2 separate regions of the Homo sapiens genome follow, and region 1 is linked to region 2. Evidence: chromatin loops called from intact Hi-C (ENCODE). Cell type or tissue: Panc1. All regions are shown on one strand. Each heading gives the region's core, and the rest is flanking DNA. Links, peaks and the distances in the headings are about the cores only. Region 1 has its middle 73 kb from the start of C9orf153. Region 2 holds the start of GOLM1 (golgi membrane protein 1).

Region 1 (12,622 bases), core at 3,380-8,379, 94 kb before region 2:
CTCTCCAGCAAGGGTTGTTCTGCAGCCTGCTTGCTTGTATTCTTCCCCCAGAAAATGGGCTTTTTTTTCTATCACGTGGCTAGACTGCAAATTTTCCAAATTTTTATGCTCTGATTCCCTTTTAAATATAAGCTCCAACTTTAAGTCATTTATTTACTTCCAAATTTAAGAATAGGCTCTTAGAAGCAGCCAGGCCACATCTCGAATGCTTTGTTGCTTAGAAATTTCTTATGCTAGATACCCTAAGTCATCATTGTTAAATTCAAACTTCTACATATCACTAGGGTACAATACAGCCAAGTTCTTTGCTAAAACATAACCAAGGTGATCTTTGCTCCAGTTTCCCATAAGTTCCACATTTCCCTTTGAGATCTCATCAGCCTCGACTTCACTGTCCACATCACTATCAGCATTTTTATTACAACCATTTAACTAGTCTCTAAGAAGTTCCAAACTTTCCCTCATCTTCCAGCCTTCTTCTGTGGCCTCCAAATTCTGCCCATTACCCAAATCCAAGTTGCTTCCACATCTTCAGGTATCTTTATAGCAATGTCCCACTCCCAGTACCAATTTTCTGTGTCAGGCCATTCTTGCTTCACTATAGAGGAATATCTGAGGCTGGGTAATTTTTTGGGGGGTAGGGGGGAGATGGAGTCTCACACTGTCACCCAGGCTGGAGTGCAGAGGCACAATCTCAGCCCACTGCAACCTCCACCTCCCAGGTTCAAGTGATTCTCCTGCCTCAGCCTCCCAAGTATCTGGGACTACAGGTGTGCGCCACCACATCTGGCTATTTTTTGTATTTTTAGTAGAGATGGGGTTTCAGCATGTTGGCCAGGCTGGTCTCAATCTCTTGACCTCAAGACCCACCCACCTTGGCCTCCCAAAGTGCTGGGATTACAGACGTGAGCCACTGTGCCCAGCCAAGGCTGGATAATTTATAAAGAAAAAGAGTTTTAATTGGCTCACAGTTCTGCAGACTTTACAGGATGCATCAGCTGATATATGCTTAGCTTCTGGTGAGGCCTCAGGAAGCTATCAATAATGGCAGAAGGTAAAGGGGGAGCCAGAGTATGACATGATGAGAATGGGAGCAAGGGAGGAGATGCCACACACTTTTCAACAACCAGATTTCAGGTGAATTCATAGCGAGAACTCACTTATTACCAAGAGGATGGAGCTAAGCCATTCATGAGAGATCCACTTCCACGATCCAAACATTCTCACAAGGCCCCACCCCCAACACTGGGGATGATATTTTAACATGAGATTTAGAGGGGACACACATCCAAACCATATCACCATATACCTTCTTTTGTTAGCTCACTTTTTGATGGGATTGTTTTTTTTCTTGCTGATTTGTTTGCGTTCTTTGTGGATTCTGGATATTAGTTATTTGTCAGATGTATAGATTGTGAAAATTTTCTTCCACTCTCAGTTGTCTGTTAACTCTGCTGATTATTTCCTTTGCTGTGCAGAAGCTTTTTAGCTTAATTAAGTCCCGTCTATTTATCTTTGTTTTTGTTGATTTGCTTTTGAGTTTTTGGTCATGAAGTCTTTGCCTAAGCCAATGTCTAGAAGGGTTTTTTTCAATATTATCTTCTAGAATCTTTACGGTTTCAGGTCTTAGATTTAAGACTTTGATCCATCTTGAGTTGATTTTTGTATAAGGTGAGAGATGAGGATCCCCTTTCATTCTTCTACATGTGGCTTGCCAATTATCCCAGCACCATTTGTGGATTAGGATGTCCTTTCCTCACTTTATTTTTTGTTTGCTTTGTTGAAGATCAGTTGGCTGTAAGTATTTGGCTTATTTCTGGGTTCCCTATTCTATTCCATTGGTCTATGTGCCTATTTTTACACCAGATGCTTTTTCTGCATCTATTGATATGATCATGTGATTTTTGTTAGTTCTGTTTATGTGCTGTATCACATTCATTGACTTACGTATGTGAAACCATCCCTGCATCCCTGATATGAAACCCACTTGATCATGGTGGATTATCTTTTTGATATGCTGTTGGATTTGGTTAGCTAGTATTTTGTTGAGGATTTTTGCATCTATGTTCATTAGGGATATGGGTCTGTAGTTTTCTTTTCTTGTTATGTCCTTCCCTGGTTTTGGTATTAGGTTGATACTGGCTTCACAGAGTGATTTAGGGAGGATTCCCTCTCTGTCTTTTGGAATAGTGTCAATAGGAGTGGTACCAATTCTTCTTTGAATGTCTGATAGAATTCAGCTGTGAATCATCTGGCCTTGGGCTTTTTTTGTTGTTGGCAGTTTTTTAAATTACCGTTTCAATCTTGCTGCTTGTTATTGGTCTGTTCAGAGATTCTATATCTTCCTGGTTTAATGTAGGAGGGTTGTCTATTTCCAGGAATTTATCCATCTCTTCTAGGTTTTCTAGTTTATGTGCATAAAGGTGTTCATAGTAACCCTGAATAATCTTTTGTATTTCTGTGGTATCAGTTGTAATATCTCCTGTTTTGTTTCTAATTGAGCTTATTTGGATCTTCTCTCTTCTTAGTTAATCTTGCAAATGGTCTATCAATTTTATTTATCTTTTCAAAGAACCAGCTTTTTGTTTCATTTATCTTTTGTAACTTTGTTTGTTTGTTTGTTTCAATTTCATTTTGTTCTGGTCTGGTCTTGGTTATTTCTTTTTTTTTTTTTTTTTTTTTTTTTTTGAGACAGAGTCTCACTCTATCGCCCAGGATGGAGTGCAGTGGCGTGATCTCAGCTCACTGCAACCTCCACCTCCTGGGTTCAAGCGATTCTCCTGCCTCCGCTTCTCAAGTAGCTGGGACTACAGGCGCACTTATTTCTTTACTTCTGCTGGGTTTGGATTTGGTATGTTCTTGATGTTCTTGTTTCTCCAGTTTCATGAGGTGTGACCTTAGATTGTCTATTTGTGCTCTTTTAGACTTTTTGATGTAGGCATTTAGTGGTATGAACTTTCCTTTTAGCACCGCTTTTGCTCTATCCCAGAGGTTTTGATAGTTTGTGTTGCTATTATCGTTTAGTTCAAAGGATCTTTTAATCTTCATCTTGATTTCATTGGTGCTGCAGTGATCATTCAGGAGCAGGTTATCAAATTTTCATGTACTTGCATGGTTGTGAGGGTTCCTTTTGGAGTTGATTTCCAATCTTATTCCACTGTGGTCTGAGAGAGTACATGATACAATTTCAGTTTTCTTAAATTGTCTGAGACTTGTTTTGTGGCCTATCATATGATCTATCTTGGAGGATGTTCCATGTGCTGATGAATAGAATGTATATTCTGCAGTTGTTGGGTAGAATGTTCTGTAAATATCTGTTAAGTCCATTTGTTCTAGGGTGTAGTTTAAGTCCATGTTTTCTTTGTTGACTTTCTGTCTTGATGACCTGTCTAATGCTGTTAGTGGAGTATTGAAGTCTTCCACTATTAGTATGTTGCTGTCTATCTCATTTCTTAGGTTGAGTAGTAGTTTTATAAGTTTGGGAGCTCCAGCATTAGGTGCGTATATATTTAGAATTGTGATATTTTCCTGTTGGACTAGTCCTTTTATCATTATATAAAGTCCCTCTTTGTCTTTTTAAACTGCTGTTGCTTTAAAGTTTGTTTTGTCTAATATAAGAATAGCTACTCCTGCTTGCTTTTGGTGTCCATATGCATGGAATATCTTTTTCCAGCCCCTTACCTTAAGTTTATGTGAGTCCTTATGTGTTAGATGAGTCTCCTGAAGACAGCAGAAACTTAGTTGGTGATCCATTCTGCCATTCTGTATCTTTTAAGTGGAGCATTTAGGCCATTTACACTCAATGTTAGTATTGAGAGATGTGAGGTACTATTCTTATTTATTTATTTTTTTTCGAGATGGAGTGCCACTCTGTCACCCAGGTTGGAGTGCAATGGCGCAATCTCGGCTCACTACAACCTCTGCCTTCCAGGTTCAAGTGATTCTCCCTCCTGCTTCAGCCTCCCGAGTAGCTGGGATTACAGGCGTGTGCCACCACACCTGGCTAATATTTTGTATTTTTAGTAGAGATGGGGTTTCACCATGTTATCCAGGATGGTCTTGATCTCCTGACCTCATGATCCACCCACCTTGGCCTCCCAAAGTACTGGGATTACAGGCGTGAGCCATGGCGCCCCACCGGTACTATTCTATTCATGGTGCTGTTTGTTGCCTGAATACCTTGTTGTTGTTGTTTTCTCATTGCATTATTGTTATATAGGGTCTGTGAGATTTATGCTTTAAGGAGGTTCTATTTTGTTGCATTTCAAGGATTTGTTTCAAGATTTAGAGCTTATGTTAGCAGTTCTTGTAGTGCTGGCTTGGTAGTGGTGAATTCTCTCAGTTTGTCTGTCTGGAAAAGACTATCTTTTCTTCATTTGTGAAGCTTAGTTTTGCTGAATACAAAATTCTTGGCTGGTAATTGTTTTGTTTAAGGAGGTTAAAAATAGGACCCCAATTCATTCTAGCTTGTAGGGTTTCTGCTGAGAAATCTGCTGTTAATCTGATAGATTTTCCTTTAGAGGTTACCAAATGCTTTTGCCTCACAGCTCTTAAGATTCTATTCTTGGCCGGGCGCGGTGGCTCACGCCTGTAATCCCAGCACTTTGGGAGGCCGAGGCGGGTGGATCATGAGGTCAGGAGATCGAGACCATCCTGGCTAACAAGGTGAAACCCCGTCTCTACTAAAAATACAAAAAAATTAGCTGGGCGCGGTGGCGGGCGCCTGTAGTCCCAGCTACTCGGGAGGCTGAGGCAGGAGAATGGCGTGAACCCAGGAAGCGGAGCTTGCAGTGAGCCGAGATTGCGCCACTGCAGTCCGCAGTCCGGCCTGGGTGACAGAGCGAGACTCCGTCTCAAAAAAAAAAAGAAAAAAAAAAAAAGATTCTATTCTTCATCTTGACTTTAGATAACCTGATGACTATGTGCCTAGGCAATGATCTTTTTGTGATGAATTTCCCAGGTGTTCTTTGAGCTCCTTGTATTTGAATGTCTAGATCTCTATCAAGGCCAGGGAAGTTTTCCTTGATTATTCCCTCAAATACGTTTTCCAAACTTTTAGATTTCTCTTCTTCCTCAGGAACACCGATTATTCTTAGATTTGGCTGTTTAATGTAGTCCCAAACTTCTGGGAGGCTTTGTTCATTTTTTAAAATTCTTTTTTCTTTGTCTTTGATGGATGGATTCAGTTAATTCAAAAGCCTTGTCTTCGAGCTCTGAAGCTTTTTTTCTGCTTGTTTGATTCTATTGCTGAGGCTTTCCAGTGAATTTTGCATTTCTCTGAATGTGTTCTTGATTTCCAAAAGTTGTGACTGTTTTTTATTTATACTCTCTATTTCACTGAAGAATTTTTATTTCATATTCTGTATCATGTTTTTTATTTCATTAAGTTAGACTTCACCTTTTTCTGGTGCATCCTTGATTAGCTTAATACTTGACCTTCTGAATTCTTTGTCTGGCAATTCAGTGATTTCATCTTGGTTTGAATCCATTGCTGGTGAGCTGGTATGACCTTTGGGGTGTTAAAGAACCTTGTTTTGTCATATTACCAGAATTGCTTTCTGGTTCCTTCTCATTCAGGTAGACTATGTTGGAGGGAAAATCTCAGACTCAAGGGCTGCTGTTCAGATTCTTTTGTTCCACAGGATGCTCCCTTAATGTGGTGTTTTCCCCCTTCCCCTAGGAATGGGGCTTCCTGAAAGCCAAACTGTAGTGATTGTTTTTGCTCTTCTAGATCTAGCCACCCAGTGGAGCTAGCGATCTCCATGCTGGTACTCAGGAGTGTCTGCAAAGAGTCCTGTGATGTGATCTGTCTTCAGGTCTTGCAGCCATGGAGACCGACCCCTGCTCCCGTGGAGATAGCAAGGAAGTAAAGTGGACCCTGCAGTGTCCTTGGCTGTGTTTTGTTTAGTGTGCTAATTCTATGTTGATTGGCCTCCAGCCAGGAGGTGGCCCTTTCAAAAGTGCATCAGCAGTGGTCCTATATATAGGGAGGATGCAAACTTGCCCTAGTGACACCTGCTTAAGTATTCAGGTTTCTCAGGTGGTGGGGAGGGCCATAGAGCTCCCAAGAGATTATGACCTTTGTCTTTGGCTACCAGGGCCAGTAGAGAAAGACCACCAGGTGGGGGCAGGGATAGTTGTGTCTGAGGGCAGCCTCTCCTTGGGCAGGGCTTGCTGCAGCTGCTGTGGGGAATGGGAGTGTGGTTCCCAGTCCAGTTGAGTTATATTCCTAGGGGGATTATGGCTGCCTCTGTTGAGTAATACAGGTCACCTGTATTACTTTACCAGAGGAAAAGCTGGCAGTCAGAGGCCCCACCCTGCCCCCATGCAGCCCACAGTCCTAGAGGCTGGTCTCACTCCCACTGTGCCCTCCCAACAGCACCGAGTCTATTTCCAGGCAGGTGGTGATCAGGGCCGAGAACTTGCCCCAGACCACAAGCCTCCATGTTGAGAAAGCAAGCCAACTCACAGGTTTTCGGCATCTCAGGGAGCCTGCAGCAGTCATCAGTTCCTTCAAAGGGTCTGTGGATTCCCTCGGCTTTCCCAGTATGTTCTTGCGGTAGGTCTTGGAGCAAAAGTTTACGATGTGAGTCTCCACACGCTGCTCTGTCCATCGGAGCTGGAGCTGCAAGCTAGTTCTGCCTCCTCTAAGCCATCTTATCCAGAATACCTCTCTCTGTTCCTGTCTCTCTGTCTCTGTCTCTCTCTTTCTGTCTCTGTCTGTCTCTCTCTTTCTGTCTCTGTATCTCTGTCTCTCTGTCTCTGTCTGTCTCTCTCTCTCTTTTTTTCTCTCTCTCTCACACACACTAGGATTTGCCCTCTGTCTTCCTGGTGCAGCCTCCCCACCACTCCCTAAGGAGAAAGAAATGCTCTTCATAAAGAAACTGAGGATGCCTGAAGCCCCTTGGAATGCCTTGACTTCAGGCTCCCTCCTCTCCGGACAGCAGTCCTCACACGATTATTCACAGCAATCTGAGGAGACAGAACTGGAAGGTCATTTACAGACATGTATCTGATTTTCAAAGTGTACTCTCAGGGCTTCCTGGGGAACCCACGAACGCCGAGTGTTCAGTAGGACCGGAGACACTAATAAACAGGGGCCCTTTATGTGTGACTCACTGGGGAGGGCAGCCAGCTGCCTTTTGAATACAAAGATGCTTCACAACATTCCAAGTCATCTTCTTCCTCATGGTCACGATTACCCAGGGCCTTTCTCCTCAGTTCAATTTTGCAACTTTCAGGTTGAACAAAAAGCAACAGAACTCATATAAGGAACTCCTTTGAGGATTGTGCATAGAAGAACTAAAAACTGCAGTGTCAACTTGGAAGAGAGCAAAGAAGGCATCCAGTTTCCTTTCTCTCATACCTGAAATTCAATAACTGACATCTTAGGGAAATTATAATGGCGCTAATCTGAGCCAAGCCTATTATAAAATGAAATTTTTCCATCCCACTGCCTGGCCAGCTTCTATTTATCCTTCAAAACCCTGCTTGGGCATTACCAACCAAGGTAGTTCTGTGGATTGCTCCTGTTCTCCATTTCTCCCTTCATGCTAAGACTATGCATCCCCTCTCTGCCTGGTGACTGTGTCACCTTCCACTAGAGTGGGTAGAATGTATTTCTCCACTCCATGGAGGTTGAGCTTGGCCATGTTCAGTTGCTCTAGCTGATGACATGTGGGCAGACATGGTATCATGACAATTTCAAGCCAAGCCTTTAGAGACATTGCATATGTCCACTTCTCCTCTTGCATTCCTGCCATTTGCCATGACAACATATCCTGGAGTAGCCACTGGTTCAAAGTGGATGAGAACCCCATGGAGCAAATCTGATCCCCTTCCTACCAATGACTTTCAGATCATGGGTGAAAAAAATTGTTATTGCAAGCTACCAAGTTTTGGGATGGTTTGTTATGCAACATGGTTGCCTCTAGTGAGCCATTCCCAGCCCCTTCTCCCCATACTCATCCACACACATTACCACTTGCTCTCAACCACCTTTGCACCTCCCTCACATGGGCAGGTGCACATGCTTTTCAGCTGTATTGTGGCAGTACTGCACATGTCTGTCTCAACCAGCCAAGCACCTTTTCTCAGTGATAGCCCAATGTGGGCAGCTGAAAATTAAATGTTTATTGAACCCAAATGAATAAAAAAAAAACTCCTTAAATTTTGCATTAAATCTCATCATTCTTTTGCTTTAAGTCATATGTTTCTGATTCCTAAAAAATATTTCAGCCCTTCATGAGTAGGCTGTGTTATTGGAAAGGGGCTTGCTTTTCTTTCTAGATGTTTAGGTCTTTATTCTGAGCACCTCCCAACAGACCTTGAGTTTATGTTTTTCCTAATCAGCATCAGATATTAGAATATTTTCATTACTCCATAATCCCACTTTTTTCACAACTGTGTTGTGAAACTATTCTGTTTCTGTGTTGAGGAACTACTATAGTACAAGAAAGCTAGATTTTTCACTGCCAATGTTGGGTTCTTATTAAGAATATAACTTGCCCTTTGCCAAACACAATCTTTAGATTTCCACTAGGCTTTTCATTTCTACATATGTGGCTAAAATGAGACAGAGAATGCCTTGATATCATTAATAACCTTTCTCTCTGTCCAAATTATGGTTCTTCCCAAGACATTCTCATTCTCTTCTTTCCACATCTCCATCCATGTTCCTTATCTTCTGTAACCAGAAATCTAGTCCTCTTTGCCTCCTCTCTTGAGCACTGAACCTATATCCTCCCTAAGGTCTCTCTGTCCTTTCCTCGCTCTCCTGGTGGCCCCCACAAACACCACAGTGCCCCCTTGCAGCCGCCTCTGCCAGCGAACCCCAGACTTCCAGCTGGCTCCAGGAAGGGCAAGCCCTGTGAGCTGCTCTTGCTTCTGAAGTTTGATTATTTGGGGCAGAAAATGAGATGTGAAAAGGATGAGAGAACTGCTGTGAACAGGCAATATACAGCTGTGACAAATGTAGGAAAGGAGAGTTATACAGTGCCACTGTTACCAGAAAGAGGTCCCGATCCAGACCCCAAGAGAGGAATCTTGGACCTTGCAGAAGAAAGAATTCAGGGAAAGTCCACAGAGTAAAGTGAAAGCAAGTTTATTAAGAAAGTAAAGGAATAAAAGAATGGCTACTCCATAGGCAGATTAGCAGCATGGGTTGCTTGACTGAGTATATTTATGTTAGTTACTCCTTGATTACATGCCAAACAAGGAGTGGATTATTCATTTTCCAGGAAAGGGATGGGCAATTCCTGGAACTGAGGGTTCCTTCCCTTTTAGATTATATAGGGTAACTTCCTGATGTTGCCATGGCATTTTAAACTGTCATGGAGCTGGTGGGAGTGTATTTTAGCATGCTAATGTATTATGATTAGTGTATAATGAGCAGTGAGGACAACCAGAGGTCACTTTCACTGCCATCTTGGCTTTGGCCAGTTTTGGCCAGCTTCTTTACCGCATCCTTTTATCAGCAAGGTCTTTGTGACCTGTATCTTGTGCTGACCTTGTATCTCATCCTAAGACTAAGAATGCCTAACCTCCTGGGAATGCAGCCCAGTAGGTATCAGCTTTATTTTACCCAGCTCCTATTCAAGATGGAGTCTCTCTGGTCCAAATGCCTCTGACACCACCAGAGGCTAGCCAGAGACATGAGGAAGCTCTTCCCTGAGGAAGTTATATGTAAGCTGAGAGATGAAGAATACATGGCAGTTTCCCAGACAAAGAAGGAAGGCCACAGCATTGGCCAAGGTCATGTGATATGAGTCAGAAAGGCCAAACCAAATGGGAGGCATGACATTGTGTTTGCATTGCAGGGGGAAAATAATCTGCCAAAGTTCACTTTTGAAAAAAAGGTATTAGAAAAATATTTAAATAACATATTAAACTTATGCCATTGTATTGATCTTACCACAGATAATCCCATGATGTAGGTATATACTTACATTATTTTAAAATATTCAATTTAGAGAAAATATTAGTACACATGATATCAATACATAGCAAAAAGAAAATTCATGATTGTACATAAATGACTGACATTTAGGAAACATAATTTTACTCTAGCCATTAAAATATAATTTACCATGGCATTTTAACATAAAGTTTTTATTTTGGAATAACTAGATTTTACAGAAGAATTGCAAAGAAAGTACAGGGTACTCTTGAGTACACCTCACCCTAACACTTTATTTCATTTCCTCCAATATTATTATCTACATCACCATGGTACATTTGTCAAAACTAAGAAACTAACATTGGTACATTACTATGACATAAACTCCAAATTCATTCACATTTTATCAATTTTTCCATTAATGTTCCTTTTCTGTTCCAGAATTCCACCCAGGGCACCACAATCCCTTTACTCATCACATCTCCTTAGTCTCCTCTGGCCTAAGTTTCTCAGTCTTTCCTTGTTTCCCATAACCTTGACCCTTTTGAGGAGTCCTAACCATAAAACATACCCCAATCTGGGTCATCTGATGTTTTCTTATTATTAGACTGGTGTCAGGGTTTTTGGAAAGAAATTACATTTTTTTCTTTTTCTTTTTTTTTTTTTTTTTTGTGATGCAGTCTTGATCTGTCACCCAGACTGGAGTGCAATGGCGCAATCTTGGCTCATTTCAATCTCTGCCTCCCAGGTTCAAGTGATTCTCCTGCCTCAGCCTCCTGAGTAGCTGGGATTACAGGCATGTGCCACCATGCCTGGCTAATTTTTGTATTTTTAGTAGAGACGGGGTTTTACCATGTTGGCCAGGCTGGTCTCAAACTCCTGACCTCAGGTGATCAGCCCACCTCAGCCTCCCAAAGTGCTGGGATTACAGTCATTAGCCACTGTGCCCAACCAGAAATCACTTTTTAACATGTTATTCTGCAGTGGAAAGAGAACAGTATAAGTTTCCAACACCAAAATAAAAAATGGATGTTTTTATGGCCTTTGAATAAAAGGGGATCAGAATATGCCAATCCCAAATATGCCACTTTGGCTTAAGAATTATTTTGAACTGAAGCCAATGAAGAAAGATCAGATGGGCCAGGCACAGTGACTCACACCTGCAATCCTAGCACTTTGAGAGGCTTGAGGTGGGTGGATCACTTGAGCCCAGGAGGTTGAGGCTGCAGTGAGCCAAGGTCATGCCACTGCACAGCAGCCTGGGTGACAGAGTGAGACCCTGTCTCAAAAATTAAAAAAGGAAAAGAACAAGAAAAATTAGATGTATAAGAAACACTCGCCCCTCCTCCTTTCCGCCTAAAAGAAAAACTAACTTTCCCTTTGTAAGGTGTTTCTCCTACTCTCTCCATACTAGGAAGAGAACATAGCTCTTATTATTAAATGAGATGGCATCGACTTGAGTCTGCATAACTAACCTTACAAATAGTCCCTGTCTTCCATTAGTTTTCCCCATATATTTACCTTCCCATAATTTACCACACCTAGAAGCTCAAACACATTTTCCTTGTCTTGTCACTTCTCCACAATTTTTTGCTGTTTGTTAAAAGGTATATAAACTGCCAGGCCTAACTGCTTTTGGGGGTCTTCACTTCTTTTCTGTGAAGCTCCCCCTATACATATGAAAAACACCTTTGTCCTGTTAATCTGTCTTTTGTCAGTTTAATGTTCAGGCCCCAGTTACTAAACCTAAGAGAGCAGAGGAAAACATTCACTGCTGAATCAATTATAACAACTGATAGATTTTTGGTGACTATCATTAATTTTCATAGTATTGTTTCATAAATTTTCTAAACAATAATTCACAAACATTTGAAATAAACTAAATCATATGAGAAGTCATAAAGTGTGTGATAAAAAAAAAGTAAAACAAGTTCATTGGTAGCAGGACTGTTTTGAGGAGTCCTAGCCAGGTATCCTATAAAACATCCCCAAACTGAGGTGTCTGATGTTTTCTCATTATTAGACTGGTGTCAGGGGTTTTGGAAAGAAATTACTTTTCTTTTCTTTTCTTTTTTTGGATGAAGTTTCACTTTTATTGCCCAGGCTGGAGTGCAATAGTGTGATCTCGGCTCACTGCAACCTCTGCCTCCCAGGTTCAAGTGATTCTCCTGCCTCAGCCCTTGAGTAGCTGGGATTATAGGCACCCACCACCATGCCCAGCTAATTTTTTGTATGTTTAGTAGAGACGGGGTTTCATCATGTTGACCAGGCTGGTCTTGAACTTCTGACCTCAGGTGATCCACCCACCTCAGCCTCCCAAACTGTTGGGATTACAGGCGTGAGCCACTGTGCCATGGCTGTGCAATGCACATCCCTTGGGAGACACCTCTGTGAGGAGTAACTCAAAGGGGTGGGAAAAGGGCTAGAAAAGGTATTAGTAAACTTTTTCTCTTGTTGATCTTTTGTGGGTCTAATTTACAGGGCCTCAGGCAAAGGAAAAGTGTTTCCTCCCCTACAATCTCAAACTTTAGCATGCATCAGGGTCACCCAGAGGGCTTGTTAACACACAGATTGCTGGCCACCCCCAGAGTTTCTGATCCAGTAGGTCTGGGCCAAGGTCTGAGAATTTGCATTTCTACCATGTTTCTGGTGATGCTGATGCTTATGATCTGATCCAGGGACCACATGTATACAAGAAAGGACTCTACTAGGATGAAGTCACCT
Region 2 (12,622 bases), core at 4,716-9,715:
AGAGGTTTTAGCTGGTAAAGATACGTTTCCTGCAGTTAAGAAGCTCCATGCTCAGGTAGCAATAGGGTATCTTGATCACCTTTTTTAAGGTGACTCTTTGTTCTGGTTAAAATCAATTTCAGCTGTGAGCATTCCTTTAGGTGTTCATGTATTTACTTGTTTTTTTATTGTGATTTGAGAGAGGCGCAGAGGAAGGAGTTTCCTTTCCCAGACACCAGAGCTAGGAAGACATGAAGACATGATTCTAGGAAAACTGTTCTCAATCTTGGCCGTATACTGTATTAGGATTATCTGGGAAGCTCAAAACAAACAAAAAATATCAAGTTCACTTTGAACTCTGGAAGTGGGACCCTGGTTCCTAAATGCTCTAAAAGCTCCCCAAATAATTCTAATGGATGGCAGGTGCTGCCAGAGTTAAGAACCATTGCTTTAGAATTTTCTAGCATGGTTTCCCTGTAGGTCACTAGTTTTGTGGCATTCTCTCCGGGAGGTACGGCCTCATAGGGCTTCTCAAACATCAGTGCGCCTGAGCGTCATCTGAGGCGCTGTTTCAAATGCAGCTGCCCGGGCTATAAGATCACACCCGAAGGCGTCCGGGAATCTTCACTTTTTCCGTTGCTAGCAGTGGAAGGGTCACAGACCAAACACTAAGGCCTGAGCGGTGACAACCGAGGCGAGATGATGGTCAACAGGGAATGCCTCGTGGGAGAAAAAAGACAATTTTGTGAGTATAAGCCCCCTAAAAACCTGTTTTTCGTTCGCTTCCTTCTCTGGGCAGTTTTGACCCGACGACTTTTATAAAGAAGGTAACGTGAGTGTGGCGCTGGGTGCGGTTGGCTGTTCGGGAACATTCCCTCGGGGCGGAACGTGGGATGGGGGCTCCCCCCAGGTACCCTTTCCCCACAGCCGCTTCCCCGCTCCGCGTCGCTGCTCAGGCGCCAGCTCCCGCGTCGGAAGGGGCGATGGGGTGGCCCGGGGGAAGGGGCAACGCCCAGCGGCGAGAACTGGGCGCACGCTGGCGTTCCTGCTCCCGCCGAGGGGCGGCCACCGGCCGGGGCGCGCGCACCGTGGGGCCGGGAGTCCGCGCGGCCCCGGCAGCCCCTGCCTCGCTTCTCCGCGCTCGCGGCGCCGCCTCCTCCCTTCGCGCCGCCGGCGCTGCTCGGGGGCGGGGCCTTGCCGCTGCGGAGGCCGGAGACGCGGCGGCGCTGGACGCGGAGGCGCTGGGCGCACGGCGCGGAGCCGGCCGGAGCTCGAGGCCGGCGGCGGCGGGAGAGCGACCCGGGCGGCCTCGTAGCGGGGCCCCGGATCCCCGAGTGGCGGCCGGAGCCTCGAAAAGAGGTGAGTGGGCGGCGCGCGGCCCCAGGCTGCCCGAACCGCGGTCCATCGCTTCCTCCCTCCTTTGCCCAGGGCCCGTACCCCGCGCGCCGAGACCTCGCGTCGGTCCCCGGAGCCTCCCCGCGGCTTGCGCCGGGGCTGCAACCTTCGCTGGCTGCGCTCGGGGCTGGCTCCGCACCTTCCTGCACCGAGTAGCCCGCGGCTGCCTGGGCCCCTCGGCTCGCTCCCCAAGACCGGGCGCGCGGCCCCCTTGCCCTGCGATGAGGGGCCTCGCGAGGATTCCCTGCCCTGCAGTCTCAGGCGATGCGGGGCCTGTCTTTTTGTTCTGAGCTTTGTCACGCGCGTCGGCATCCAAAGTCAAAAGCGTGCACCCCCTAAGTCGCACTAGTTCCAGTTCTGCAGCGTGATTTGCACCAGGCGCGGGAGGCTGGCCGAGCCGCGAGTCTCTCGGCTCCCGCCGCCTCTTCCTCCCCTCCAGCCCCAGGCGCGCTCCGGCCGCCCTGGGGTCCACGTTGCCGCTGGGCCTCGTGGCTGGTGACCCCGGAGCTTGGGCTCCGGGTCCTCCCGCCGCGCGTCCAGAGCGCGGCTGCATCCCGTTCTCGTGGATGCTCGGGGTTTTCTCGCATACCTGTGTTTCCACCTTTGCCAACGTGGAGGATCCACACAACTTTGCCCTGCTGTAAAAATCATATCCCATTTAATATTTTTAATGATTTGCTTTTAAGAAACAAAATGTGAAGAATAACAATTTTGATGAAATTTTTTAGCAAAATTTAAGAATTATTATATTTGAAATACCATGATGATGCTGGACAATTTCAGATGTCCCATAGCCAGATTTGCAAAACTAAACTTGTGTGACTTTCACGATTTTGAGGTTTTCTTTGTCTGATTTGGGGTCCCTAGGCCCTACATTATGCACATTATTGAGGAACATTTCTAGGGCTGGATTAGTGAGATACACAATAACCTGATGAAGTATTTAGCAGCGCTTGAGTGGCTTTGTTTAGCTCATGGCCATCAGGTTGGCTCAAATCTCAGTTTTAGTATTTCTGAATTTTGGAGGGCATGGGACAATCTCTTGTCAGTTTTTGTGGGTCTCCAAAGGCATCCTAGCTTCTTCCAGTTGTGTTATAAAAGATGAAGCTAAGCTCATTACTTTCTTTCTTAATAGAAACTAGTAACTTGCTAAGACTTACTGTTTTTAGGCCAGACACTCAATTCTTAAGGTGTCAGTGAACAAAAATTGAATTGTTAGGATGGTTAAAGAAAAGAGGTTAGCTTTTAAGATACATTTTGTTCTCCTATGGAGAGGTTATCCAATTTTCACATTTTTTTTTAAAGTTGGTTTTACAGGAAAACGAAAGAAATGAGAGGAAAGTAGTGCTGAGGGTGGGGCCAGGAAATTGTGGTGACTTGGATATTAAGGGCCAGGGATACCATCTGCTTTCTAATGGCTGGTTTAGGTCCAGTTATTGATGGGAAATGAAAAGATTTTGCATTTACATTCCACCCGCTGTTGTTGTTGTTGTTGAGGGCTGGGCAGAAACAACAGTTAGGACAGCTGACCATAGCAGGCCCAGGGCTACCCGGGTTTATATATATATGGCCACCTTCCCCAGGAAGGAGGGAACTGCTACCCTTATCCTGTGAAAGTGCGAGCTGGCTTTCTGCATTGGAAGTACAGAGGGCAGAACCTGGGGAAAATGCGTCTGCGTGGATCAGTAGGAAGGGTGGAGCATCACTTTAGGCAGGTGTGCTGAGAAGAAGACAGGTGTCAGTTGATGGGCACTATTGGTGGGAGGGAGCTTGAAGGCAGCGTGGTCCCTGAGGTCCAGCCGCCTTTCTCAAAGGACCTGGGGTGGCCATTGGGGGCGGGGGAGCGGTGTTCTGTGCCTTTGGCTTAAATTCTGCAGCATTATTGTTATTACTTGTTTTTTCTTGAAATAAAAAAAAAATAAGTTGCCCTATGAAAAAAGATACATTTCTTTTTCAGTGACGTAATGTGAGAAATAACATTTGTAATTGGGATTTTTTAAAAGCACTTCTGTTTTTGTAAAACAAAACAATTTTTTAAACATTTGTAAAAAAGTAGAAGGAACAGAAGGAATGGTGCTACTATGCTTTTGCTCTCACCTTAGAAAAGGGCGAATGATATTTCACTTGCTCCCCAAAAACTGTTCTTAAAGATCATGGTGGTTTTCTGGACTTCTCACGTTATTGATGAAGTTACATTAAAAGAGAGACTTGTCTCCAAATTTATGAAGTGTTTCTTAAATTTCCAGAGAGTCTTTCCTTTCTTTCACACAGATATTTCTCACACTTTCAGGAAAAAAAAAAAAAAAAGTCCATGCCTTCTCAGATTTTTACATTTTGGTCTTATTTTCCTTTAAAACCCTTAAGCACTTTATTAGTAGGACTTCCCTTGCTAAGATTTTGAAGATTAGTGCCTGACAGAAAAAAGTACATATATAAATACTATATAATATGATTATAGTTGTTTATATTGTAATTTGCTATCGTTTCCCAACTTTTTTGATGTTTCTTAGTAATAAAAAAACTTTTTTAACACTCTTCTGTATGTGCATTTGTTGCTTATTTATAAACTACATGTATTTGCTGTTATGGTTATATTGTGTCTCAAGGCCCAATATACACATAGGGCTGGATTTGTTAACAACATTAGAGGTAGAAACCCTGTTTTAAATACTCTTTCTCTTAATTTTAAGTATTTTGGGCCTGTGTCTTGTCAGATCTGATTACATCAGCATAGTTTCTACTTCATGAGGTATCTCATGCAAGGCTGACTCAGTATAGAGCTTTGCCAGCCACGGTATTTTGCTGTCCTGTGTTTGCATTTATTAGTGGAATAAACAGACCTCTGACTTGGTAGGTCTGGGGTCGGCCACAAAATTTGCATTTCTGACAAATTCCAAGGTAATGCTGATGCTGCTAATATGGGGACCACACTTTAAGGACCATTGAACTACAGCAGGAGTTGGCAACCTGTTTCTGAAAAGGACCAGATACTATTTTAGATGTTGCAGACCCTGTGGTCCCTGTCACAACTACTCAGCTCTGCTGTTATAGCCCAGTAGCCACAGATAATATGTAAATGAATGGGCATGGTTCTGTTCCAGTAAAACTTTATTTATGGATACAGAAGTTTTAGTTTCATGTAATTTTCATGTGTCATGAGATATCCTTTTATTTCCAAACCAAAAAAAAAAAAAAAACCTATCGAGCAGTTATCATGTGGTGTGTACTTTATTGCCGCTGTAATTTTTAATCCTCACAACAAAAGGTTTTACATATTTAAAGTCTCATATCACTGCATCCTAGAACATGGGGTCAGTAGTAAGCCTACTTCAATGGACTTTTACAAGGATTGAATAAGATACAGAGAGGGGGATTATACAACTCACCAAAATTCATGCAAATAGTAAGAAAGCTAGGATTAAAATTCCTTTTGGCCTGACCCACATCAGTACTCTTTTCCTAAGCCACACTGCCTCAACAGTACCGCTAAGGAAGCACTCAAAATAACAGGTAGCTAAACTGACATCTAATATCACTTCATGGCATCCAAATTCTCCAAGGAGCACTGAACCAGGAGTCACCTGCCAGGTCAGTCTCCATCCCTCTATCAGTAGGTCTGTGTGCGAGTTGGGGAACACTGCAAGTTTCAGCTGGTTCTCGGTTCTTCTTGGTTTTCAGCCCTGCTGGGCTCTTTTGGGTCTTTCCCACGCGCGCATAATCTTCCAGGCAGCCAGGAATATGTGGAGAATTTATCTCAGCCCTTTGAAGCACTCTGTCATGAAATATTATTCTTTTAACTTTCTTCAACCATTGAAAATGTAAAAACTGGCCAGGCACGTTGGCTCATGCCTGTAATCCCAGCACTTTGGGAGGCTGAGGTGGGCGGATCACTTCAAGTCAGGAGTTCGAGACCAACCTGGCCAACATGGTGAAACCCCATCTCTATTTTAAAAAAAAAAAAAAAGGGAAAATACAAAAATTAGCTGGGCGTGGTGGCATGTGCCTGTAATTCCAGCTACCTGGGAGGCTGAGACATTCGAATCACTTGAACCCAGGAGGCAGAGGTTACAGACAGCTGAGATTGCGCCACTGCACTCCAGCCTGGGTGACAAAGCAAGACTTCGTCTCAAAAAAAAAGAAAAAAAATGTAAAAACTATTCTTAATTTGTGGGCAGTGTACAAAAATAGATGGCTGGCAGGATTGGGCCCTTGGGCGGCAGTTTGTGACTCAAGGAAAAATTGAGCTCCTACTGAGATGTATTCTTTTTTCTTTTCTTTTCTTTTTCTTTTTTTTTTTTTTAGACGGGGTTTTTGCCCAGGCTGGAGAGCAATGGCACTATCTCGGCTCACCGAAAACTCCGCTTCCCAGGTTCTAGTGATTCTCCTGCGTCAGCCTCCCAACTATCTGGGATTACAGGCATGCACCACCACGCCCGGCTAATTTTGTATTTTTAGTAAAGACAGGGTTTCTCCATGTTGGTCAGGCTGGTCTTGAACTCCCGATCTCAGGTGATCCGCCTGCCTTGGCCTCCCAAAGTGCTGGGATTACAGGCATTAGCCACCGTGCCTGGCCCAAGATGTATTCTTTTTTAAATATTTTTTTGTAGAGACAGGGTCTCCCTGCATAACATTGCCCAATCTGGTCTCGAATTCCTGGGCTCAAGTGATCCTCCTGCCTCAGCCTACCAAAGTGCTGGGATTATAGACGTGAGCCATCGTGCTGGCCCCAGGATATATTCTTGACGGTGGTTCAACCTTTCTTCAGAAAATTTCAAAACAGGAAGAATTTGGTTCCCTAGTTCATTTTCACTCATCCACCTCGCTTTTTGGTGTTTCTACTACCTACCACTATACATTCATTTTAAAAGTTTTAATCTTTAGACACTGTCAGCTTCTAGCATTGGGGAAAAGATGGTGTTCATTTTGGGGAAGTGAGAGGAAGAGAGTCTGTGTATTTCCTAGTAAGTTTTTAAAGCAATTTAAGCAGAACACAGTGACCTTGGTCATTTAATCCCAATGGGTTAGAGGCAGAGTTGACAAACTGTCTAAATGGTCAGATGGTAAATGTTTAATCCTCACAATACCCTATGGGCAGAGTTGGTCTGTGAGTCTCTGTCTCTGTCTCAACTTTTCAGTTCTACTTTGTAGCCAGAAAGCAGCCATAGGCAGTATTTATGGCAGTGTATAGTAAAACTTTAAAAAAAAAAAAACCAGGCCCGGATATGGCCTGTGGGCCATAGTTTGCTCACCCCTGGCTTAGAGACATTCTTGGGACAGGGTGGAATATTTCCAGGCCATCAGAAAACTTGGTGACTGATTCTTTCCCGGACTCCAGGCTGCGCCGGGGTGTGCTCAGGTCTGTTTGCTCATTGCAGTGACTTCTGAACTTCCTGCTGAGCCGCTGGGGCCATTCCTCTGAGAAGGAGTTAGAGGTGTGGCTCCACCACTGTTTGGAGAAGCCCAGTTTCTGCACTGGTTGATGTTGGTCAAACATGCTAATCTGACGCGATTGCTCCTATATATTTGCTTTTCTGATTTAAAGCCCTATATGAAAATAAGGAAATGTTAAACATAATATTTGACTAGGAGGGTCAAGGGGCTCGTGTATTTGGCATGTTGTCCATTTTCATATGCCTTTTCTTTCTTTTAAAAAAAGTAATTAGAAGGCTTTGTTAAATTACAAACATTTTGTCTTAAAAGCAAATAATAATTTTAACCAATAGGTTGAATTTTTAAATTAAGCCAGTAGGTAAGAATATGCAGTTTTTTCCTTTTCTGATTTATCAAGTGATTTTTTTTTTTTTTTGACAGAAATCTTGCTCTGTCGCCCAGGCTGGCATGCAGTGACGCAATCTCAACTCACTGCAACCTCCATCTCCTGGGTTCAAGCAATTCTCATGCCTTAGCCTCCCAAGTAGCTGGAATTACAGGTGTGTGCCACCACACCCAGATAATTTTGGGGTTTTTTTGTTGTTGTTTCTTTTTTTTTTTTTTTTTTTGAGGCAGAATCTCGCTCTGTCACTCAGGCTAGAGTGAGTGGCGCAATCTTGGCTCACAGCAACCTCTGCCTCCCAAGTTCAAGCGATTCTCCTGCCTCAGCCTCCCAAGTAGCTGGGATTACAGGCACACACCACCATGCCCAGCTAATTGTATTTTTAGTAGAGACAGGGTTTTGATATGTTGGCCAGGCTGGCCTCAAATTCCTGACCTCAGGTGATCGTCTGCCTTGGCCTCCCAAAGTGCTGGGATTATACACATGAGCCACTGTGTACACCCAGCCTATCAAGTGATTTTTAATGTGAAAACACACCACTTGTTTTAATTTTGGGAAAGCCTGGAGCCTCACAGAGTTTAGCTGATTTAAGTTAATCATTTTCAGTATGTTGGAAGCTTATAACCAAGTATGAGACAAACATATTCTGAAGCTTAAATGAAAATGAATATTAAATTAATACCTCTGTTTGATGCAGTATATCACTCACCCACTTCCATCTCATCCGCAATCCAAATAAATTCTAAGGTGGGAGAAGGGAGAGTGTCTGATGTATTTGACCACCATAAACTCTGCCTGTGAGTTCCTGCCACCAGCCTTCATCAGTCTTGATCATTTCTCGCCAGTGTGTGTCCCTTATCCTTCAGCAGCAAGGGTTTCTACAGTCCTGGAAGCCTGTGAGGAGGCACCTTGCAGGCCTGAAGCCTCATTGTGTTACTTCCTTTCCTTGTGTCACTATTTACCTGGGCAGCCCTGCTCCCATTGGGAGCCCAGGGCTCTCCTAAGAGTGCTGTCTAGACAGCTGCTCACCTTCCTGGCCAGCCAAGCACTGGGTGACAGTGAGGGGCTTCCAGGATTGTATGACTTCCAGGACTGTTTGAGGCTTGGCTTCCTCAAACCTTTTTCATAATATGATCCTGGTCTGGGATGTCCACGGCCTCAGTGGCAACTGTAGGTCAGCCCCAGGTAATGGCAGGTACTGCTATTTTAGTTGGTGGCAGAGTCAGGAGAAGGAAAGAGGAGGACTGGTTGCTATAAAGTAGAATGGTTATGGAAGGAAAACATGCATCACTGTTTCCTCATAAAATGGAAAAAAGATTGAATCTAGAAATGATTTGTTGTTCATCTTTCCATCCCTAATAGTTGTCAACATTTGTTGAGCAATTACTATGTGCCAAATGTAGCTCTAAGCGCTTCTCACTCAACTCACTGAATCCTCTTAAAAACCTTGTGAGCAGGACAGTGATGCACAGACAGGTCCTGTGTCCCCTGAGTGGTAGAGCAAGGGTCAGACATGGTTGTGGGGTTCCAGTCTTGGAGTTCCTGAGTGGTGGAGCCAGTGTCAGACATGGCTGTGAGGCTCCAGTCTGTGGGGTTCCTGAGTGGTGGAGCCAGGATTCAGATATGGCAATGGGATTCCAGTCTGTGCTCTTAATACCACCCTGAGCTGCCTGATGTGAATACAGCACCTGACTCATGGTAGCTGCTCAATAAATTTTTTATTGGCTGTTTAAAGAAAAGAGAATATTAAATGGTTATCTGTACACTTCCCTTGAAGTGAGAATGGAGTTTATTTTCTGCTTTCAAATTTATAATATACCCCACCCACTGACTTACCTCTACTAGAATAACAAAAGGCCTTGCAAGGGTCACATCTAAAAGTATTTTGTCAAGCCATGTGCGGCAGCATGTGCCTACTCGGAGACTGAGGTGTGAGGATTGCTTAGGTCCAGGAGTTCAAGGCTGCAGTGAGCCATGATTGTACCACTGCACTCCAGCCTGGGCGACAAGATTCCATCTCTTTAAGAAAAAGTATATTGTTAGAAAATTTAGTATATAACAAAGATAGTTGTTCAAAGCAGTAGGTAAAAATAGATTATTCAGTAGAGGGCCCTGGCAGAACTGGCTTGTCACTACAGGAAAAAAAAAAGCTGCATTCTTTGTATTTCCTTACTTCTGCATTCTTTGTATTTCCTTACTCCTTACATCAAAAAGGAGTTTTAAATGGATGAACAATTTAAATGTAAATATGAAACTGTACATTGGAAAAAAATGTGGGTAAGTTGTTTATAAACTTAGAATAGGAAATGCCCTTCTAAATATAACAACAATCGAGAAGTAATAAAGGATTGACAAGATTAGGTTATTTAAAACAACAACAGAGTGGCTGGTAAGATGGCCAAATAGCAACAGCTCTGGTCCGCAGCTCCCAGCGAGATCAACACAGAAGACAGGTGATTTCTGCATTTCCAACTGAGGTACCTGGCTCATCTCACTGGGACTGGTTAGACGGTGGATGCAGCCCACAGAGGGTGAGCAGAAGCAGGGTGGGGCATCGCCTCATCTAGGAAGTGCAAGGGGTTGGGGAACTCCTCCCCTAGCCAAGGGAAACTATGAGGGACTGTGCCATGAGGGACAGTGCACTCTGGCCCAGATACTACGCTTTTCCCATGCTCTTCGCAACCCACAGACCAGGAGATACCCTCAGGTGCCTACACCACCAGGGCCCTGGGTTTCAAGCACAAAACTGGGCGGCCATTTGGGCAGACACTGAGCTAGCTGCAGGAGTTTTTTTTTTTTTTTTTTTTTTTTTTTTGGTACCCCAGTGGCACTTGGAACGCCAGCGAGACAGAACTGTTCACTCCCCTGGAAAGGAGGCTGAAGCCAGGGAGCCAAGTGGTCTAACTCATTGGATTCCACCCCAATGGAGCCCAGCAAGCTAAGAAACACTGGCTTGAAATTCTTGCTGCCAGCACAGCAGTCTGAAGTTGCCCCGGGATGCTCGAGCTTGGTAGAGGGGAGGGGCATCCGCCATTGCTGAGGCTGGAGTAGGTGGTTTTCCTCTCACAGTGTAAAGAAAGCTGCCAGTTCGAACTGGGTAGAGCCCACTGCAGCTCGGCAAAGCCACTGTGGCCAGACTGCCTCTCTAGATTCCTCCTCTCTGAGCAGGGCATCTCTGAAAGAAAGGCAGCAGCCCCAGTCTTACAGATAAAACTCCCAGCTCCCTGGGACAGAGCACCTGGGGGAAGGGGTAGCTGTGGGCACAGCTTCAGCAGACTTAAATGTTCCTGCCTGCCAGCTCTGAAGAGAGCAGCAGATCTCCCAGCATAACACTCAAAGTCTGCTAGGGGACAGACTGCCTCTTCAAGTGGGTCCCTGACCCCTGTGCCTCCTGACTGGAAGACACCTCCTAGCAGGGGTTGACAGCTCACCTCATACAGGAGAGCTCCGGCTGGCATCTAGTGGGTGCCCCTCTGCGACAAAGCTTCCAGAGGAAGGAACAGGCAGCAATCTTTGCTTTTCTGATGCCTCCACTGGTGATACCCAGGCAGTGTCTGGAGTGGACCTCCAGCAAACTCCAGCAGACCTGCAGCAGAGGGGCCTGACAGTGAGAAGGGAAACTAACAGAAAGGAATAGCATCAACAAAAAGGACATCCACACAGAAACCCCATCTGAAGTTCACCAATATCAAAGACCAAAGGTAGATACATCCACAAAGATGAGGAAAAACCTGCACAAAAAGGCTGAAAATTCCAAAAACCAGAATGCCTCTTCTCCTCCAAAGGATCACACCTCCTCGCCAGCAAGGGAACAAAACTGGACAGAGAATGAGTTTGATGAACTGACAGAAGTAGGCTTCAGAAGGTGGGTAATAAACTCCTCCGAGCTAAAGGAGCATGTTCTAACCCAATGCAAGGAAGCTAAGAACCTTGAAAAAAGTTTAGAGGAATTGCTAACTAGAATAACCAGTTTAGAGAAGAACATAAATGACCTGATGGAGCTGAAAAACACAGCACGAGAACTTCGTGAAGCATATGCAAGTATCAATAGCCAAATCGGTCAAGCGGAAGAAAGGATATCAGAGGTCGAAGATCAACTTAATGAAATAAAGCGTGAAGACAAGATTAGAGAAAAAAAGAATGAAAAGGAATGAACAAAGCCTCCAACAAATATGGAACTATGTGAAAAGACCAAACCTATGTTTGATTGGTGTACCTGAAAGTGAGGGGGGGAATGGAACCAAGTTGGAAACACTCTTCAGGATATTATCCAGGAGAACTTCCCCAACCTAGCAAGACAGGCCAACATTCAAATTCAGGAAATACAGAGAACACCACAGATACTCCTCGAGAAGAGCAACCTGAAGACACATAATTGTCAGATTCACCAAGGTTGAAATGAAGGAAAAAATGTTAAGGGCAGCCAGAGAAAAAAGTCAGGTTACCCACAAAGGGAAGCCCATCAGACTAACAGCAGATCTCTCTGCAGAACCCCTACAAGCCAGAAGAGAATGGGGGCTAATATTCAACATTCTTAAAAGAACTTTCAACCCGGAATTTCATATCTAGCCAAACTAAGCTTCATAAGTGAAGGATAAGTAAAATCCTTTACAGACAAGCAAATGCTGAGAGATTTTGTCACCACCAGGACTGCCTTACAAGAGCTCCTAAAGGAAGCACTAAATATGGAAAGGAAAAACCAGTACCAGCCACTGCAAAAGCGTACCAAATTGTAAAGACCATCGACACTATGAAGAAACTGCATCAACTAATGGACAAAATAACCAGTTAACATCATAATGACAGGATCAAATTCACACATAACAATATTAACCTTAAATGTAAATGGGCTAAATGCCCCAATTAAAAGACACAGACTGGCAAATTGGATAGACTCAAGACCCATAGGTATGCTGTATTCAGGAGACCCATCTCACACGCAGAGACACACATAGGCTCAAAATAAAGGGATGGAAGAATATTACCAAGCAACGGAAAGCAAAAAAACAAAACAAAAAAAAAAAAAAAACAAAACCAGGAGTTGCAATCCTCTGAAAAAACAGACTTTAAACCAACAAAGATTTAAAAAGGGCATTACATAATGGTAAAGGAATCAATGCAACAAGAAGACCTATCTATCCTAAATATATATATATATATATATATATATATATATATATACACCCTTCAAAAAAACAACGAATCCAGGAGCTGGTTTTTTGAAAAGATTAACAAAATAGATAGACTGCTAGCCAGACTAATAAAGAAGAAAAGAGAGAAGACTGAAATAGACACAATAAAAAATGGTAAAGGGGAGATCACCACTGATCCCACAGAAATACAAACTAAAATCAGAGGATACTATAAACACCTCTACGCAAATAAACTAGAAAATCTAGAAGAAATGGATAAATTCCTGGACACATAAACCCTCCCAAGATTAAACCAGGAAGAAGTCAAATCCCTGAATAGACC

What was found. Peaks named below come from ENCODE experiments on the same cell type or tissue, not always from the same donor. Only the 100,000 strongest peaks of a DNase experiment are listed, where the experiment ranks them.
Region 1: it touches region 2 in a loop (2.3-fold over the local background); 4 of 110 quality-filtered maps call a loop at or near these places.

Annotation. Positions count from the first base shown.
Region 1 is chr9:86,180,550-86,193,171 of GRCh38, reverse strand. No RefSeq gene overlaps it. Among named protein-coding and RNA genes, the nearest start is that of C9orf153, 73 kb to the left of the region's middle. RefSeq lists an enhancer at 5,528-6,182. In Panc1, for the core only: a CTCF peak has its summit at 5,555; no DNase peak of the experiment used is centred there.
Region 2 is chr9:86,088,127-86,100,748 of GRCh38, reverse strand. GOLM1 (golgi membrane protein 1) reads left to right here and starts at 1,191. Exons shown (of 10, transcript NM_016548.4): 1 at 1,191-1,338. RefSeq lists silencers at 980-1,299, 1,310-1,409, 1,570-1,619, 6,701-6,995 and an enhancer at 1,250-1,750. In Panc1, for the core only: no CTCF peak of the experiment used is centred there; a DNase peak (open chromatin) is centred at 6,748; H3K4me3 peaks cover 388 bases; H3K27ac peaks cover 1,895 bases.